Linked DNA regions of Homo sapiens: region 1 is linked to region 2. A link is a contact called in ENCODE Hi-C or POLR2A ChIA-PET data. All regions are on one chromosome and are shown on one strand. Each heading gives the region's core, a stretch centred on a gene start or an enhancer-like site at or near the end of the contact. The rest is flanking DNA. Distances are from core to core; before and after follow the strand shown.

Region 1 (4,827 bases), core at 2,092-4,591, 330 kb after region 2:
TGAGGTTGAGTTTGGAGAGGCCGGGGAAGGGCAGCGGGGCGAGGCCGGCGGGCAGCTTGTAGAGCGCGCCGTCCTGGGCGGCCGCGGCGGCGGCAGCAGCTGCGGCGGCGGCATGAGCGTGCGCGGGCGGCGGCTGGCAGGCCTGCGCCAGGCCCTGGAAGTCGAAGCGGTAGGCGTAGCGCTTGCCATGCACCTTGCTCATGATGTTCTTGTCGTAGTAGTAGCGCAGGGCGCGGCTCAGCTTGTCGTAGTTCATGTTGGGCTTGCTCTTGCGCTCGCCCCACCGCCGCGCCACCTCGTCCGGGTCCGTGAGCTTGAACTCGCCGTGACCGCCCTCCCACGCGATGCAGCCGGCGTTCGCGCGGTCAGCCAGCAGCTCCAGCAGAAACTGCCACAGCTGGATCTGTCCGCTGCCTGTGGGGAGGGGGGCGGTCAGCCACAGGCGGGAGCGGGGAGGCGGGAACTGGGGAAGAGTGCTGGCGGGAAACTGACCCACCCCGGCAGGAACCGGCACTGGGGGAGGAAAAGTGCAAGTCAAACTGCAGCTGCGTTCGGCGGGAGAGGCCGGCCCCGGAGGGGCTGATCAGCAGAGTGGTGTGTAGCCTTACCGCGCTTTTGCACAATGGAAATGCGGCTTCCACTGAAGAGCACGTAGCTTTCCAGATGCACGGTTTTGTGGAACTTGGGGGTTGGGGGGAAGGGGAAGCATTGCCTCCCCCCACGTGAGCGCAGCGGCGCACCAAGGCACTTGGCTTTCCAAGGCGAGCAAGGACAGATATCCGCCGCCACTCTCCATCTCAGCCGGGCGCCCTTATTTAGGGAAAAGACGCACAACCGTACAGGGCGGCCTTGGGCAGAATGATCGGACTGCCCCATCCCAGCTGGACCACATCCAGAGGTGGGAAGGGACAGGCGTGCAGCAGGACGACCCCAACCACTGCTGGACAAGGCCCAGCTAGTCCCGAGTCCCCAAAGACGTAGTTGGACAGGCTACTCCTGAGGTGGAGTGGTGGCTGGCTCCCTTGGGACACCACATCCGACAGGAGTAGGAACGAACAGTGGCCCCCTATACGTGACAGGAGGGGCAAGCTCTCATGGGCTCACTATCCTAGCCACCTTCGGGTGCGCAGGCCTCTGCGCTGGCCCTGAGAATTTGGCCTCTTATTTTCGGAACAGGCGGGATTCCCTGCCTACGAAGGTGCCATAGTTCTCGGGGCCTGATGAACAACTCTGAGGAGGGGAACGGACCGAGCAGCTGTTGTGCTTGGCTACCAACCTCCTCCTGTCTTTGTGTGATCTCCCTCCGAATTCGGTTGCTGGAGGCAGCAAGGAGGTTTTTCCAGGATATGCGAGTGGTTAGAGAGTGGGGTCCCAGAATTCCTGCTCCCCTGTCTTGGAGCCTCAAGCAGACAGGCAGAGAAAAATCCCGATACAATTACCCCCACTCCCTTTTAGAATAAAACGGATTTTCCTCAAAGTGGTCTGCTTACTGCCTCAAATATAGTCTTTTGAACCCCTCTTACTTTTTCAGCCACTGGCTTAGAATCCAGACGCTACCCTTCCCCATAATTTCAATCCCAATCCCTTCAAGCCAGCCCAGCAAAGAGCTTCCTGGTTTCTGGTCCCCAGAGTTAAGTTTTAGGGTCAGAAGCAAGGGAAGGTTTGGGTACAAAGGTGCACCTGGCACCAAAGGCGGAGCAACCTCAGCGGCTTGGATGACCGTTCCTGTTGGGCATAGTTTCCTTCTGGATAAAACAGTCGCCAACCTCGTTTTTGTGGTTTCTGTCTCTTGGTGAGATCTAGGGTAACGACTGAGATGGGGACTGTGGGGAGACGCTGCTTGAAGAGCCAGCCGTCAAAAGGGTAATTTAGCGACTACCCGTGGAGCGCTGGTGGTGAACCTGGGAATCAATTGCAATCGTCTGGCAGAGTTGGCCAGCAGAGATCAGCCGGCGTGAGTCAGCGCCGGAGGGTGAAGCAGGTGGCAGTAGCCAGGGTCTAGTGATTGGGAAGCCCGCTGTGTTTGGGGAGTAATTCCCCCGGTTCCATTGCCGGCTGGTGCTGCGGCCTTGAGCTCCTACTACCAGCAGGGAAAGGACGCTAAGTGTCCCAGCCCCTGCCCCAAAGCCTGGAAAACCATACACAGCAGCAAAAGGGCCTGGGGCTGGGATCCTCTCCATCTGCCTTGGCCTGCAACTCTTTTCCTGGTGCTCAGGAGATGCAGGAGCCAAAAACCAAGTGACTGTCTTCCCAAGGCCTCCGCACAACCAGGCCAGGACTCCGGGCTTCAGTGTGAACCCTGGGTCCACACTGCTCCCACCTACTGTCCGCCTGTGCCCTGACCCCAACCAACCTCGCCTCCGCCGCCCAGCGCGCCGGCCATCTCACCTTTCTGAACCGCGGGGCTCAGCGGCCCCCAGCTCGGGTTCTTCCCGTCCTTGAAGAGACCGTCTCCGACGGGATCTGCAAGCAGCAGAAGAAAAGAATCAGGAGAACCCCGGGCGGAAGTTGTGGGCTTGACAAAAGGGCCCCGGGCCAAGGCTTAAGGGGGGTGCTGTGGTCCCCAGGCGCGAGGCTGGGGGCCCGGGCCACCCGGCTCCTCCTCCCGGAGCCTGGTCCAGGCGCGCTGCGCGGAGCCCCTCCATAGAGCCCAAGTCAGGAAACGCGTCCAGGAAAAAGGAAATCCGCTTTCCGAAGGGGCCGGCTGGAGCCTTATAAAGCCGAGCGGGGAACTGCGCCAGCCGAGCTGGAGCGCGAAGAGAAGAGGAGGGTGCCTGGAGGGCCGGCCTGAAGCTCGTAGCAGGAAGGTGAGGAGCCGTGAGAGCGCAGGGGAGACGCCCGCGGACCACAGCCTTCTGGTACGGCTCGGCCACAGAGTACTCCACCACGCCAGAGACCCGTGCTTCCCCTCTCAGGCTCCTTCGGGTCCCTGAGTCCCGGCTCTTGGCCCCCAGGCTCCCAATCTGCTCATTTCAACTCCTCTAGACCCTGCACTGAAACCCAGAGCTCTCTATCTGCCTTTAGGTCTCCCCAGTGCCCTACATTACAATCGGCCCTCCATGCAACCCGAATCTCCGGACACTTCTCCTTCCCCTGGACCCCAGCACTCTCTTCCCATGCCTGAGCCTAGACTTCCCGCCCCAGGTTCCGGTGCCACCAGCCTCCGGCTGGTCCCTGGTACCTGGCAGGTACATGTTGATCAGCAGGGGCTGGGAGGCGCCGCTCTGTCTCATCGCCGCCGGGGACTGGGCGGTGGGAGATGGGGGGGACGGGGAAGGGGGGCGAGGCAGGCTTTGCGCTCGGTGGCACCGATCCCCGCCCGAAGCGACCGCGGGTGACAAGGAGGAGAAGACGGCGCCGGGTCCGGCAGGGCCTGGCGGGAGGGGGCAGCCCGGGCGTGGCGGGGGTTGCGGGGGGGTCCTGGAGAAACGCTTCCAGCTAAGGGGCCGCTTGGAACCCTCCGGCCCCCGCGCGGCCCGGGGCCGCAATTTCCGTTTTAATTAAAGCGCTGCCGCCTCGGCCCCCAGGACCCCGCCCCCGCCCCTCTTATCGTCCCATCGCAATAAAGTCTCCAACGCGCCGCGCCACAGCCAAGCGCACCCGGCAGCCCCCCGCGCCCCGCAGCCGGGGAGACGCGCGGGGGATGGGCCCGGGCCATGTGCCCTGATGGGAGCCTAGAGCGCGTGTCTTTTCCGCCTCCCTGACTCTCTGCAAACAGTGATGGGGCTGGTGTACCCGGCCCCACCTCGGACCCCAGCAGCCACAGCCCCCTCCCTAGAGCCCTTCTTCCAGTCGGCTCCCGCTCCACTCGCCGCTCACTCTCCTCCCCCTCCCTCCCTCTATCCCCACCCGGGTTCCCGTCTCCAGGCTGCGTTATCTGCATCTTCACTTTTAAATTTCCGCTTCCCTCCCTCTCGCCTGTCGCTGCGCGCCCGGCCCTGCAGCCGTTGCTCCCTTTATCTCTGCCCGCATCCCCGCTCCCTCCTCCTCTTCTCCCACTCTCTGCTCTTCCCTAGAGACCCGAACCCCTTCCCCGTCTCCTTCTTGCTTTGGCCCGTTTCCTGCCTTTCTGGGGCCCCCAAGCCTCAGGCCTGGTGCTGGGCCATCTCTCCTGGCAACTTATGATGGGTGGCCCCCTCTTCTGTCCTCCCCGCCCCCTTCTAGGTCTCTCTTTACCTCCTAGGCTTTTCTCTCCGACTCTCATCTCCCCTCCAGCCTTCTCTCTCCCTCTCATCCTTCTCCCTCCCCTCCTTTTCTCATTCATTCAGTCCCCATAAATTAGTAGTGGCTTGGACTGCTGAAGGCCTCTAAAGATGTTGAGAATCTGTCCTGGCTTTCCCTGATGGGTTCCTGAGCCCCCTGCTACTTCCCTGTACAACTATTCTGCTCCCATCCTTCCCCATCCCCTGTCCTCCCAGTCTGCCACCCACCCTCACCACTACTCCCATTCTGGCTATCCCTGAACGAGGCTGGAGAGGTGGAGGGGTTAAGACAGGGTTGTGCACTGTACAAGGCTGGAATCCACTCCAAGAAAAGGATTCCTATTTCTAACTCATGCAAAGATGTTGATGTGGTTCCCAAGTGGCCTGGAGTCTCTCTGGGTACCTATGGGGCTTCGTGGCTCTGGAGAGGCAGGCTAAGGAGGATGCTGGCTGAAGATGAGGCTCCAGCCCAGAAGCCCACCTTCTGCAGCCTTGCAGTATGGAACGGGTACTGTCAAAACTGGCATTCTCAAAGTCCTCTCTCACTGCTTGAGCCCAGGGGTGGAGGAGGCCTGGGAATGGGCAGGTCTCCTGCTAAGTGCCTGGTCCTGGGATGCCTGATTGA
Region 2 (5,231 bases), core at 2,732-5,231:
ACTGTACCAGGCCTCAACTCTTATTCTTAACAACATGCCTCGGATGAGTAAAGTATGTTATACACAAAAAACTAGGGCAGGGAAATACCAGATCACTTCTGGAAAGCCCTGCCAAGCCCAGGGTGGTAGAGACAGGGTTTTTGCTTAATCCCTGGCTGCAGTTCCTGGGTAGGAGGGTCAATATGGAGGAAAGAATCTCCAAGGACTGTAAGAGTAGGGACAAGCCAGGATTGGGCGGAGGTGTCAGAAAGGTCTTACTTTCTGGATTACTGCCTAGCACACATGAAGCCCTTGCAGGACAGACTGCCAAAAGCTTGGTAGAAGGCTGTGCACCACTTCGCCAGCCTTCAATCAACATGCACCAACTGCAAACCAAATGACAACATCTCCAAGTATAAAAATAGGATGCTACCTTGTGTTCTCATCATATTTATACAGAATCAAAAATAACCCAGACAAAACCTCAGAGCTGCTTGTCCCACTGGCCTGCTTGCAACTGTGTTTGTACCTGGGGTCTCTCCAGGAGCACCTGGGGTCAGGGTTCCAGCTACTGTCTCCACAATGATCTCCATGTTCCCTGGTCCCTCTTCAGTTGCTGTGGCCTCTACCAGCAGGCAGCCTGGCTCAGTAGGTATAGGTGCAGGGTCCCGGGAAGGACAGGGGCTCTGGACAGGCCCCAGGATTCCACGGTTAGAGAGAGGCGGGGGGATCAGCAATAGCTCAGGGCACAGTCCATCCATCTCCCCGGTGCTACTGGCTGGCTGTGAGTCCAAAAGGGGGTCTGTCATCACCACCGACTTGTGTGTTTTGGCTTCTTAAATGCTGACAAGCCAACCAGAAGAAAAACAAAGTAAGGTTAGAGTTCTTACTTTCTTCCTGGCTGGCGTGGGTACACAGCCCAGTGCCCACCCACTTAGGCATTTTCTTGCATGGCAATATGCCATATATACCATATGAGACTAAATAGAGGCTTTCTTTTATGATAATGTTCAGAACAAAAAGTATAAAAATGATAACAGAATATTAGGAGACAGCCAACAAGTATTGGCCAATATATTAATGACTGCAGGTTGTCTTCTGCTAGCTAAGTGCCCTTAGCCAAGTCATTAAGCAATTTGGGTCTCAGATTTCTTATCTGCAACAAAATTAGGTGGGGCCCAAATATCTCAGAAGTCCTTTTTTTTTTTTTTTTTTGAGACAGAGTCTCGCTCTGTCACCCAGGCTGGAGTGCAGTGGCGTGATCTTGGCTCACTGCAACCTCCGCCTCCTGGGTTCAAGCAATTCTCCTGTCTCAGCCTCCCCAATAGCTGGACTACAGGCATGTGCCACACACGCCCAGGTAAATTTTGTATTTTTAACAGCGATGGAGTTTCACCATGTTGGCCAGGCTGGTCTCGAACTTCTGACCTTGGGTGATCTGCCCGTTTTGGCCTCCCAAAGTGCTGGGATTATAGGCGTGAGCCACCTTGCCTGGTCCCTTTCCCTCTTAACCTTTGATAATCTCACTATTCCTCAGCATGGATTATAAGGAAGGCCCTTCCTTCATCATCTGGCTCCTGCTGACCTCCCCTGACTCATCTCCCACTTCTCCCCTCAGCAGATCTCTGAACCAGATGATGTGCCATTCTCCAGACCCACCACATTCTCTTTTGCTTTCATACCCTCACAGCCTTTTGCGTCTCTTGGCTTGATATGCCTTTTCCCCTTCTCAATCTCTCTCTCTTATCTGGCTAACCAATTAACTATCCTTGAAGAAGCTGCACAAATGTCACTTCCACCATGAAGGCCTCCTGACATTCTTTTTTTTGAGACAGTCTTAGTCTGTCACCTAGGCTGGAGGGCAGTGGCACGATCTCAGCTCACTACAACCTCTGCCTCCTGGGTTCAAGCGATTCTCCTGCCTCAGCCTCCTGAGTAGCTGGGATTACAGGCATGTACCACCACGCCTGGCTACTATTTTGTATTTTTAGTAGAGATGGGGTTTCTCCATGTTGGTTGGGCTGGTCTTGAACTCCAGAACTCAGGTGATCCACCTGCCTCGGCCTCCCAAAGTGCTGGGATTACAGGCGTGAGGCACCGCGCCGGGCCTGGCTTCCCGAAACTCTTATCTTCTCTCTTCTGGCGTCCTAAGGGCACTCTGTACACAGCCCTATCAGAAACGAGGTCACACTGCACTGTTGTTTACCTGTCAGTCTCTCTCCCTAGATGTATAGCTTTTTTAGTAATTTGTTGACATTATCACTTCAATGATATTACTTTGTGATACTGACATTATCACTTCAACGAACACAAATCACCCACAATCGAAGATTCCAGTGAAGAACCACAGATATGGAGCTGCATTGGAGTAAAGCTAGGTATCTTGTACAAAACCAGTGGTTCCTCACCTATAACGTAACACATTTGGAGAAATTTCAAACTCATTAACTGACTATGGCCTCAAACTAAATATGGGAACATAACTGAGGAATGAATGACAATTGAATTGCATACCCTGTTATACATGGCTAAAATGAGTTTAAGCTGAATAATTAGTAATTAATAAGAATGATGGGAATCACTTCATGAAATTGAGTCACAGACAAGATGCAAAAAGAAAAAAAGAAGAAGAAACCAGGCCGGGCGCGGTGGCTCAGGCCTGTAATCCCAGCACTTTGGGAGGCCAAGGCGGGCCGATCACCTGAGGTCAGAAGTTCGAGACCAGCCTGGCGAACATTGTGAAACCCTGTTTCTACTAAAAATACAAAAAATCAGCAGGGTGTGGTGGCACACGCCTGTAATCCCAGCTACTCGGGAGGCTGAGGCAGGAGAATCGCTGGAACCCGGGAGGCGGAGGTTGCAGTGAGCCGAGATCGCACCATTGCACCCCAGCTTGGGCAACAAGAGCGAAACTCCGTCTCAAAAAAAAAACAAACAAAAACCAAGATCCTGCAATCTGATAGTCCCTATTTCCAGAATCCCATGGACTCAAAACAACAGATCACAGGGATTCACAAGGTGGCTGGAAAGTGCACTCCCGTGGTCAGAGGGATTCTCTGGAAACTGCAGCCTCCACTTACTGAATATTATCGCTGTTCTGGGGAATCTTCAAGCTTGACCATACATGGCCTCCGGGGGGAGCCAAGGAGGACGCTGAGCCGTCAAGATTAAGAACCTTCACCTGCGGGAGGGCAGGGTGAGGTAGGAGACAGGTGGGCACCAGAGAAGAAATACGCTTATCTTCCGGGCAGGAGGGCTGAGGAAGAGAAAGGACAGACTAAGGCAGAGAGAAGGCCTGGAGAAACAACGGGCCCCGGCCTAGCGACCCAGGTTCCCACCTGCCTCTGGCTCTGACTCACCGCGTGGTCTTGGACAGACACAGTCGCTTCGCTTCTCTGGGCCTCAGCTTTCCTATCTGTAAAATGGAGGTGATGACAGTGTCCACATCGTCGGGCAGGAGCTGGATCATAAGAGCCAGCGAACTGGAAAGGCGGTTTGTAACCTGGAAGGCTTGGGATGGAGCATCGTCATGATTTTGTCCTGAGAGCAGCAGGTACCCGGGCGGGGTCCAGAACCGTGACGCGACTGCAGCGCCGGGGCCCAGCTCGTCTGGGTGCTCCCTTCAGTACCTCCTTCCGAGAGTTCCCAGCGCCCAGGCCCACCCTGATCCCGGGGCTCGAAAAACTTTGCCTCCAGCTCGCTCCACCCGCATTCCCTTCCCAGTTCCGCCCCGCAGCCGCTCACTCACCTCCAGACCCAGAGCCGGCGGGAGCCGCATCTCTATGGTCGGCCGCGGCTGGAACGGCCCCCGGGGCCCGCTTTGTGCGACCGCCTCCGGCTCAGCCGCCTCTAGGATATTGGGGATGTGGAAGCCACTCTCTCTTCCTCTTGCCGGCTGCCGGGGTACTCTATGTTTTGTCTCTGTGGTTTTTCCCGCCCTCCACCCCCACTCCAGCCCTGAAGCCGGAGAAGCACCATCGAGAGCTCTGGGGTAGAGTGGCGTGGGCTTCTCTGTGGGTGTGGCGGGAAGTAGATGAAAGGACCCGGGGCGGGGCCGAACGCAGCTTCCCCAAGGTGCAGGCGCGGTGAAACCATCGAGACGGAGGGCCAGAGAGTCACGGCGGTGAGAGGGCTGAGTGACGGGTTACCCCAAACCATGTGGCTGGAGGCGCGAGCTGGGGTGTGGGCGAGGTTCAGGAGGGGGTTCCTGGGTGTCGCGGAGGGGCCGGGGACGGGAGAGCTTTGTCTGTGGCCTTCCATGCATAGGTGTTTTGGAATTCTGGATCCCAGTTCTGAGGCTCAGCCGAGGTCACTGCTGTCAGCTCACCTCCCTGCATGCCAGGCGCAGGGCAAAGTGGCCGGGGTTCGGGGTTGGAGGAGAGGTGTACTAGAAACAACTTTGCTCTTGTCCCTCAGGATCTTATTGTCTACGATGTGACGATCCGTGGAGAAAGTAGCAGATGGGCAGATTTTCATTTGGGGAGAATGAGGGAGAAAAGAACGGGCATTCCGAGCCAAGAGCACTGCATGAGCAAGGAGTTGGGAGGTTGCTTACTTGTTGAACATATTTGTTGCGTATTTGCATATTTGCTAAACAGGTAGTGTTAGGAGCTAATCCATGAAAGGTAGGTGGGCGCCGTATTGTAGAGAGCCTTGAGTACCAGGCTGAGTTTATACCCAATTCAGGGGTCTGCTGGGAGCCAGCCATTGAAGGTGCTGGAGCAGAGAGAGATATGGTATTGGAGCTGATCCCTATGATGAAAGATCTGGACCCTTGTGTAGATGTTCCGTGAAGCAGGAGGTGAAGACCTATTAAAATGCCATTTCAAGAACTACGATTTTAAAGACAGTTTAGGTGGGAGGTAATAAAGGTCTAAACAAGACGTTAAATATTGGGGACGTAAGGGGGAGGATATTTGAAGGACATTACTCATAACAAGACATAGGGTTACTGACAAGTCAACGGACGCTTCTCCCTTGCTGACTGCAGCCAATGGACCCCTTTTTATCATAGCTGGTCCCAGGGACCACAAAAATCCTGTCCATCCATTACCCTGATGTGAAGCCTGTTTATATAGCTCTTTTTGGTTTAAGGCATCTCCAGACATGGTCCTCTGGTAGGAAACAGGTATGAGTAGACTAATGAAGGACAAAATGGGATGAGGGACCTGGAGCCTCCACCCTTGCATTCCAATACCACCCTTACCCCACAAAAGGAGGGTATTGACCCACACAGTAATGCTGACCTGTGG

The links. Hi-C counts contacts between places; a loop is a spot of excess contacts on that map. ChIA-PET counts read pairs that join two places held with the same protein, here RNA polymerase II (POLR2A). Pooled maps may share reads with other maps.
Region 1: a loop to region 2 is called in a pooled map, with 2.9 times the contacts of the local background. The contact joins the promoter of FEV here to the promoter of ZNF142 in region 2. A Hi-C loop is called at or near these places in 4 of 50 pooled maps. POLR2A ChIA-PET finds 5 or more read pairs at or near these places in 2 of 52 experiments (BJ and activated naive CD4-positive, alpha-beta T cell).

The regions. Positions count from the first base shown.
Region 1 is chr2:218,981,843-218,986,669 of GRCh38, forward strand. FEV (FEV transcription factor, ETS family member) reads right to left here and starts at 3,342. Exons shown (of 3, transcript NM_017521.3): 1 at 3,182-3,342; 2 at 2,389-2,463; 3 at 1-414. The coding sequence starts at 3,233.
Region 2 is chr2:218,655,642-218,660,872 of GRCh38, forward strand. ZNF142 (zinc finger protein 142) reads right to left here and starts at 3,982. Exons shown (of 11, transcript NM_001379659.1): 1 at 3,728-3,982; 2 at 3,339-3,489; 3 at 3,060-3,235; 4 at 509-822. The coding sequence starts at 788. It overlaps BCS1L (BCS1 ubiquinol-cytochrome c reductase complex chaperone), which reads left to right and starts at 4,042. Exons shown (of 8, transcript NM_001079866.2): 1 at 4,042-4,102. RefSeq lists enhancers at 3,106-3,225, 4,036-4,165.